2 separate regions of the Mus musculus genome follow, and region 1 is linked to region 2. The links are chromatin contacts, found by Hi-C or POLR2A ChIA-PET in ENCODE. All regions are on one chromosome and are shown on one strand. Each heading gives the region's core, a stretch centred on a gene start or an enhancer-like site at or near the end of the contact. The rest is flanking DNA. Distances are from core to core; before and after follow the strand shown. Region 1 holds the start of Tle3 (transducin-like enhancer of split 3). Region 2 holds the start of B930092H01Rik (RIKEN cDNA B930092H01 gene).

The links. A loop is a pair of places that touch in the nucleus more often than their neighbours do. ChIA-PET counts read pairs that join two places held with the same protein, here RNA polymerase II (POLR2A).
Region 1: POLR2A ChIA-PET joins it to region 2 with 94 read pairs in embryonic stem cell. The contact joins the promoter of Tle3 here to the promoter of B930092H01Rik in region 2. A Hi-C loop is called at or near these places in 9 of 37 maps with a recorded cell type or tissue (Patski, heart, left cerebral cortex and 1 more). POLR2A ChIA-PET finds 5 or more read pairs at or near these places in 4 of 5 experiments (Patski and embryonic stem cell).

Annotation. Positions count from the first base shown.
Region 1 is chr9:61,369,970-61,373,693 of GRCm38, forward strand. Tle3 (transducin-like enhancer of split 3) reads left to right here and starts at 2,397. Exons shown (of 20, transcript NM_009389.2): 1 at 2,397-3,492. The coding sequence starts at 3,469. Gm34157 (a long non-coding RNA gene) reads right to left here and starts at 521. Exons shown (of 3, transcript XR_379512.3): 1 at 415-521; 2 at 191-318.
Region 2 is chr9:61,291,394-61,295,407 of GRCm38, forward strand. It overlaps B930092H01Rik (RIKEN cDNA B930092H01 gene), which reads right to left and starts at 2,416. Exons shown (of 5, transcript NR_045334.1): 1 at 2,375-2,416; 2 at 1,301-1,366.

The DNA.
Region 1 (3,724 bases), core at 1,147-3,646, 79 kb after region 2:
TGATTAGCAGCTTCAAAGAGATCCCTTTAAAGTTCCCCTTCTTCCCCAACCTCACCTCTCCTCGACACCCATCCCCCCCCAGCACTCCTAAGACCAGAACAACAACAACAAAACTAAATGCAAGTTTAAAGGGGGGCGGTGGAGATGGAAAATCTCAGACTTCCTCCTGAACGCGGCCCATAGAAATTACCTATTTCAGACGTGCGCAGGAGTAGGAACACCGTGGAGTTTGGGTTTTGATTTTCTTCCTTTTTTTTCTTTCTTTCTTTCCTTTTTCTTCTTCTTTTTTTTTTCTTCAGGGTTTGTGTGTGTTTTTACCTTTTATTATTTAAATTGATACGTTTCATTACTAGGGAGAAAAATAAAATATTCCTTTGATACACAAAATCAAATTGATATTTAGCCTCTGCTTACTTTTTTATGCATGGCTCCTTTATACCACATGGTAGTGACAGATTGTTTGAGCTGGAAGGAAAAGCCATTCAAAGCTAATTAAGCAGCCATTCCAAGCACTATTTGCAAGCGGGAGGCTCAGAAGCCTCGGCATTTGTCAGCGCTCCCCCACCCCTCGTGGTTTTGACTGACAGCTCTGGCTAAGGACTGACAGCTCTCGGAATCTCCACCAATTACTAGTCGAGAGTCTCTTTGCTGGTCTGTGATTGGGTTTTAGACTTGCTCGGGGGCGTGGCCGGCGCGCCCCACGTGGGGGCTGGAGCGAGAAAGGGGCGGGCCGGGTAGGAAGCGGGTGCGCCCACCCGTGACGTAAGGGGGAGGGCAGAGAAGGGGGAGGGGAGAGGGAAGCTCCAAAGAGGAGCCATTTTGAGACTAATGGATGCTTTGGCCAGATGCTCGCATCTGTCGAGCTAGGCTTCTCCCTGCCCCCTCCCCCTTTTCGGTGCGCATCGTACACGATTTATGTTTTTATTTAGGAGAATAAATAAATGAAGAGGGGAGCGTGGTCGAGGCCGGAGCGGGCGCTGAGAGGCTCCATCTCGGGGCGGCCGCTCACGTGGAGGTCCCCGCGCGCTCCCAGCTACTCATTAAGATGCAAACGCGAAACTCAGGCTCCTAATGAGGGGAAAATATAGATTCCGGGGGCGCGCGGCCGGCTCGCGCGCGCCCGCAACGGGCCAGGAGCGTGTGCTTGCGTGCAAGCTTGGTGGGAAAGCCGGGAGGGACCCGAGGACACCTGGGCGGCCCACTCGGCGTTGGTTCTCCGAGGCCGGCGGACCTAGGGTGGGCAGTGTGCCCTGACGTGACCCTTGTCTGCGAGCAGATGGGCCCCAGAGTCGAATATCTACGCCTCCTTGGGTGTCTATGCTGGTGACCAGGGACGCTCCAGGCTCGCAGTCGCTCTTCCACGGGTGGCTGCCGATGCATGTGCCCAGGCAGGCCATCAGGCCAAGAAACGGGGTCGGAACTCTGGGTCGTAGCCAGGAGGGCCCCAACTCCGTGCTTTCCCTTCTTCACCATCTCGGGCCCGGAGCACTGCTGAGGAACCCGCCTTGGCAAGGCTGCGGCCAGGACGTAGCTGTCCCCAAAGGGCAAGAGCCCCAAATGGGGCTAGCCGCACTACTGAGCCTGTTGTCCGCAGACTGCCAGGCCCTTCCATCTGCGCGGCCCGCCAAGCCAGAGTTCTCAGACTTCCCCCTCGCCGGCAGCCGCCTTGCATCAGAGGCGCTGTTTATTTGGCTTTCTGAAAAGAAGGGCGAATGAACAAAGGAGAAAAGCGGGGCGCCCAAGGGTGGGAGAGGGGGCAGAAACGGATAAAAGAAAGAGAAACTCAGTTTGGAGAACAGTCTTAGAGGTCGGAGGTAACTTTGGGTGCCAGCATTTTATCGGTCCTAAATCTTTTGAAGTGAAAACATTAAACTGACAAAGTGATTCTGTTTGTTTTATAGTATCTAATTGGGCTGCTTTGCAACCCTAATGAGATTAGAGGGGGGCAATCGTTCGCCGCCTCTGCAGAATCAACTGATCCATTACTACCAGCCACAGGTTTTAAGGATTGTACAGCTTGTCCTTTTTTCCCCCCCTTTTGTTGTTACTCGTTTTCTCCTTCTCCCCTCCCGCCAAATAATTATTTGCTAGTAGATCGTGGGAAAAAAAGAAGAAAAAAAACCTAGCAGCCCAGGACTATAATATATATCTATTTATTATATGTCTTTCGGTTAATTCCTGATGTGAGGAGCGCTGTTTTTCACTCCCAAGCGAAAGTCACCAGCGGGTAGGGCCTGATTGCTACTTTTCATGCATAGTTTTAGACACAAGAGGGCATTGTGACGTCGCGCCTGGCGGCGCCCAGTCGCAGTCCGAGTCCCGTGGCCCCACGTGGGAGCCTCGCACTCCCATTGGCCAACGCTAGGCGAAGCCGCCACATTATTTTGTTACTTTTCAGTCCCTATTTGGAACTGCTCTCGCGGCAGTTCAGACCTCGTGCTCGGCCCCCTTCGCCTGTCTGTGTGTGGTATCCGCAGGTCCGAGGCACTTTTTTTTTTTTTTGAGTGCGTGTACGTGTGTGTGTTGAGTGCGTGTGCTTGTGTGTTTTGGGGGTTTGTCGGGGCGCGGAGAGGAGAGCCAGGCTGGGAGGAAGGAAAGAAGCCGCAGAGCTCCCGGGCTCGGGCTACGTCTCCCCCTCCGGTGCTCTCCAGCCTGCGCGCTCCTAGGCGGCAGGACGCAGACCGCTCCTCGCCAGAGACGCGGCCGATCCACTTGAAAGCAGAGGACCCCTTCGCCGAGGCTTCCTATGCCGGCTGGAGTTAGGATGCCACGGCTCATTATTTGCACCGACTGAGCCCGGAGTTCCTCCTCGACCCTGGGAAGGGCTGGCGGCGGCGGCAGGAGCAGACGGAACAGCAGGCTCTCCTCTCCGAGGGGGGTGGGGGGGCGTCGAAGCGTCCTCGCTGGGCTCTAGCCCTCACCCACGGTCCTCAAGCCGTCACCTCGGTGGCCTGCTTCCTTTCTCTTCTCGCCGCGAGCTCCGGGCCCGACCGCCTCTGGGATCTGACCCGCGCGCCCCGGATGCTCCGGGCTGCCCAGACGCGCCCCCCTCCAGCCTCATCGTCCTGATTGACCCGTGAGGGGACAGGAGAATCCCCCTTCCCGCAAACCCCCGGCCTCGGGATTCCGCACTGGAGCCGCCAGGGAGCCGATGATGTCCACGCAGACCCGGCTTCTGACACTGTTCACGCAGCCGGGGGAAGGCGGCCGGCCGCAGCCGGCCGAGCCCTAGGCGCACAAAGCGCGAGCCCGCCGACGACTTTGCCGCTCGCTCCGCCGCTCTTTGTCTGCACTTGGGGCGCACGCCCGACTCTGGGATTTCGCTGCGAGAGCGGGCTGGGGGGGCCGGGGGCGAGCTCTCGGTTCCCCGGCCGCCCCCCGCTCGGGCTCGCCTCCCCCCTCCCCCGCACGTCCCCGGCTCGGGCTCTCAGCGCTTCCAAGCTCTCGGAATCGCGACCCCTCCCTGCCATGTATCCGCAAGGCAGACATCCGGTGAGTAATTGCAACTAGGCTTATTTAAGCATCTATCATGGCAGGGTAAACGAGGCAGTTTATCTAGCACCTCCATTTTGCTTGTTGCTACCTTTATGGTGCGCGCGCGTGTGTGCGCTCACACAAAGGGGCTGGGTGGGTGGGGGCGCCGTAGAGAGCCAAGGGTAATTGCGCTCGAGTGGCCCGGGCGGCCTGCGTTGGAGGGGGACGCTGGCTTCCGCCCCGGCCCCTC
Region 2 (4,014 bases), core at 1,166-3,665:
AGAGAGATCTGAAGGTACTGGTGCTGAAGATGAAGTGACAAGGCCACAAACCAAGGGTCACCTGCATCCACCTGGATGTGGAAGAGGCAAGGAATGAATTGTCACCTGGAGAGAGCTTTGCAAAGCCACCTTGGTCTTAGCCCAGGGACACTGATGTTGGCTTTGTGACCTCTAAAAACTGTAGAGAAGGTAGATTTCCGTGCTTTAAAACTACCACGTTCATAGAGCTTGTTATAGCAATCACAAAAGACCCAGGCAGGTCCCTGGAGGCTAGCCCATTTTAATATGGCTCAGAGACACCAAAAGACACACAGTGTTCTAGAGTTTTGGCCAAGGCCACACCCAAGTCTTCAGGCCCCTGTACCACACTGTGTTTCTTCCTTGTCATGCTGAGACCCAGAGAGACCAAGATGGGGATGATCCCAGTTCCCATGGAAACCTACAGCTCCCCTGGAGTGGTCATCACTGCCCCCAGGCTGGATGGTCTCCTGTCAACTGGGTCCCATGCTAGGTTCTATGGGAAAGAGTTGGTGAATAGACAATCAATTGGATTAGGCCAGGGAGTGGCAGGAAGCATCAGGCCATCCCGTGAGTGTGTGTGTGTGTGTGTGTGTGTGTGTGTATGTGTGTGTTTATTAAGGCCAGAGGTTAAGTTTGAATGTCACTCCTTATAAGCCAAGCTGCCTAGCCAGTTGGCCCCATGGTCAGCCTATCTCTGCCTCCCTAACCCTGGGCTTACAAGTGTATTTATTTTCTAGGGGTTCTGGGGATCAAACTCATGCTCTTTTGCACAAGGCCTCATGCTGAAATGTGGTTGTTGCTGTGGAGGTATTAGAAGGTGAGCCTTAAGACAGGGGTGAGTGGTCAAAAAGAGATGAATGTCTTTCTCCCTGGACCGGACTCATTTTCCAGAAAGCCAGCCGTTGCAAGCAAGTCTGCTTCATTGGTTCTGTCCCTTCTACAGGTGTCTGCTCACAACCACCACATGGCTCAGCTGCACGTGGCTGCCCAGTTCTGAGCTTCCAGCTTCCAGGATTATAACTTAAGTAAACGTTTTTCTTTATAAATTCTCCAGTCTCAGATAGTCTGTTACAGCAACATCTAGATAACTGCGACACCCTTGTCTTGCTCTGAAATGAAGTGCAGGCTGCTCCAGAGAGGCAAAAGCAGCCAGGGCAGGAATTCAAAGACACAAGAGTTGCAGGTTGCCCACCTGCTACACATGTGAGCAGGGTGTTTCTGGATGGCATGTGGAACACGTGACTCTTCCACCCTCTGAGCCACCTCACTTGCCTCCTACCTTCTGTTTTGAGAAGCAGTCACTTGTCCAGAGGCCAAAGGCAGCACTGATCTCTTTGTTACAGCCCTGTTAAAAGAGGAGCCAGGTGTGAGTGCGCACACCTTTAATCCCAGCCCTTGGGAGGCAGAGCTGGTGGATTTCTGAGTTGGAAGCTAGCCTGGACTATAGAGTGAATTCCAGGACAGCCAGACTGCATAAAGAGACCCTGTCTCCAAAAAAAAAAAAAAAATGCCATTAAAATATAAGATTTAAATAACTTTAATTATAAAACCACCGTTTTTGCATCTTTTACAGAGAAGATTAAGAGACAGAAACTTCTTTTTTTTTTTTTTTACACATGTCATTTGCTGTCTCTCCCACCAAAGCTGGGGACGTGGTTCAGTTAGTAGAGTTCTCGCCTTTTATCCATGAGTCCTTGGGTTCAATCCCCAGGACTACATAAACCAGTCATGATAGCACATGCCTGTAATTCAGTCTTTGAGGAAGAGGAGGAGGCAGGAGGATTAGAAGTTCAGGCTGATTCCATTCTCAGCTACTCAGAAGTTTGAGGCCAGCCTGGGGGGAGGGGAGCACTTAGCCACACTCCCAGCAGGCAGCTCAGGGTAGTCTGTGGAACAGTCCTGAGCACTGCAGGAAACCCAGGCCTTTCTGACCTCCCTGGCTACAGCCACACCTGCTCCATTGAATGCCCACATGGCCACCTGTTCCCGCTGACATCCCCCCCTCAGCTACGGCTGCTCCACCGGCCCTTTGTCCCAGATTTTCCTTCTACATGAGGCCTTTAATCTTTGCAGGGTTTTTTTTCCTCCCTTAACATCCCTGATTCTCTTGTGAAATGCAAATTAATTAGCGTCTAATTACTCACTCATCCCTGAGTCTGTAGCCTTCTCTGTCAGGTTTCTGTTGAACATCTCTCTCATCAGCCGAGAACACAGCCCATTAGGAACAATGTAGTTTAGGAGAGGCAGGCGGCCCCTCCCCCTGCCTCTCAGGCTTTGTCAGAAACCATTTAAGCAGAAGGTTCCAGAAGCACACCCATTCCGACTAGAGGGGGTGACCCCACCTACCACTCACTTCAGTCACCAGCATCATTTCAGGGAACCGATTGTGGATTGTGCCTGGGGCTGCCCTAGGCCAAAATAGGAAAGCCAGGCTCTCGCCTCAGGGAGGCTGCCCATTGGGGAGCCAAGATCTCAGTGTGTGAAACTGCCTGTGCCCTCCCTGCCAGCTGGGGAGGAAATGTGGAGCATGCCCAGGGACACAGTGTAGTCTTTCGACCCAGACGGCTGAGTTTTAGTTTAGGAGGAGGTGGCGGCCAGCCTTGGCCCACAGTCTTCCTGAAGCCAATCTAAAGACAGAACATGGGGTTAACTCACCAACTCTCTGGAAGACCTACAGTCTGGGTCCCTCAGAAGAGGATGGGCTCAGCATGGGAGACTGAACCCAATAGGGGTTTTGCTGGGTATGGGTGGCTTGATGTGTGAATATGTGTGCATGTGTGTGAGTGAGTACATGTGAATATGTATGTATACATGTCCTCTGTGGAAGCCAGAGGTCATTGCACAGGAACCCCTCTACCTTGTTCTTTGGATCAAGATCTCTCACTAGTCTTGAACTTGCAAACTCTGCTAGGCTGTTCCAAGGATCTTCTCTCCATCTTCCCGGCACTGAGATTAAAGATGTGTAACACCATAGTTGCCTTTACCAGGGTGCTGGGGATCGAACCCAGGTCCTCATACTTTCACAGCCAACACTCCTGCCCTGAACCTCTCTGAGTGAGTACTGTTCTTAACCTCTGGTGACTGTTGCTCTCTTTCTTGGAAGGTGCTTTGAAACTGTATAAGCTGGGCCTGTTGAGAACACCTAGCCCCAAACCTCCACACTTCTGATGAGTATGGAGAGATGGCTAGGATTCAGAGGAAGGGGACCTCCTGGGAAAAAACACCCCTCCCAAATTCTGCCTTGAAGGGACTGCCACCCATACCTGTCCCCTCCTACCATCTCACTGGGACCCATGCAAGGAGTAGCTCATAGAGTTCTGTTGGCCTCAGGTTGTCTGGCTCTCCTCTGCCTTAGAACAACAGGTCAAAGCCTGACCAGGGGTTAGATGTCCTGATTCCCAGTTCATTGCTTTCCTAAGATGCCAAGCAGTTCCCCTGAAGCTGAGGGAAAGCGGCAGACCTGGCTGCTCTTGGCCGATGGAGAGCAACTCTGCCTCCACACTCTCTGCCTCCAGTGGTCTAGCATCCAGGTCATTGGACCAGCATCCATAAACTGATGGAGAGGAATGATTCTGGGGGGGGGGGGGGGGGGAACAGACACATTCCTGGGAGAAAGTCCCCGTCTCTGTAGCTGAGAACTGAGGAAGAACACTTCAGTGGCTGAGGCGGGAGACAAGCCAAGTGGGAAGCAAAGGCTTCAATAGCCAGAGTGGGCCCTGGGAATGATATTCAGCGCTGCAGCAGAGGGTAGGGACTGTGGCCTAGCTGGCCCTCGGCCATGTGCTCCAGGGATTGCTCCTGGACCTCCCTAAGCTGGGAAAAACCCAGCTAGTATTTCTCAAGGTGGCCCTTGAGTCATAGCCCTGCGCTGCCAGGTCAGCCCTGGGAGAAAACACCTTTCCCATACTTGGCCCAGACCCTGGCTTGAGGGGACTGCTACTCACACCTGTCCCCTCCTATCACTTCACTGGGACCTGGGCAGGAAGTAGTTCC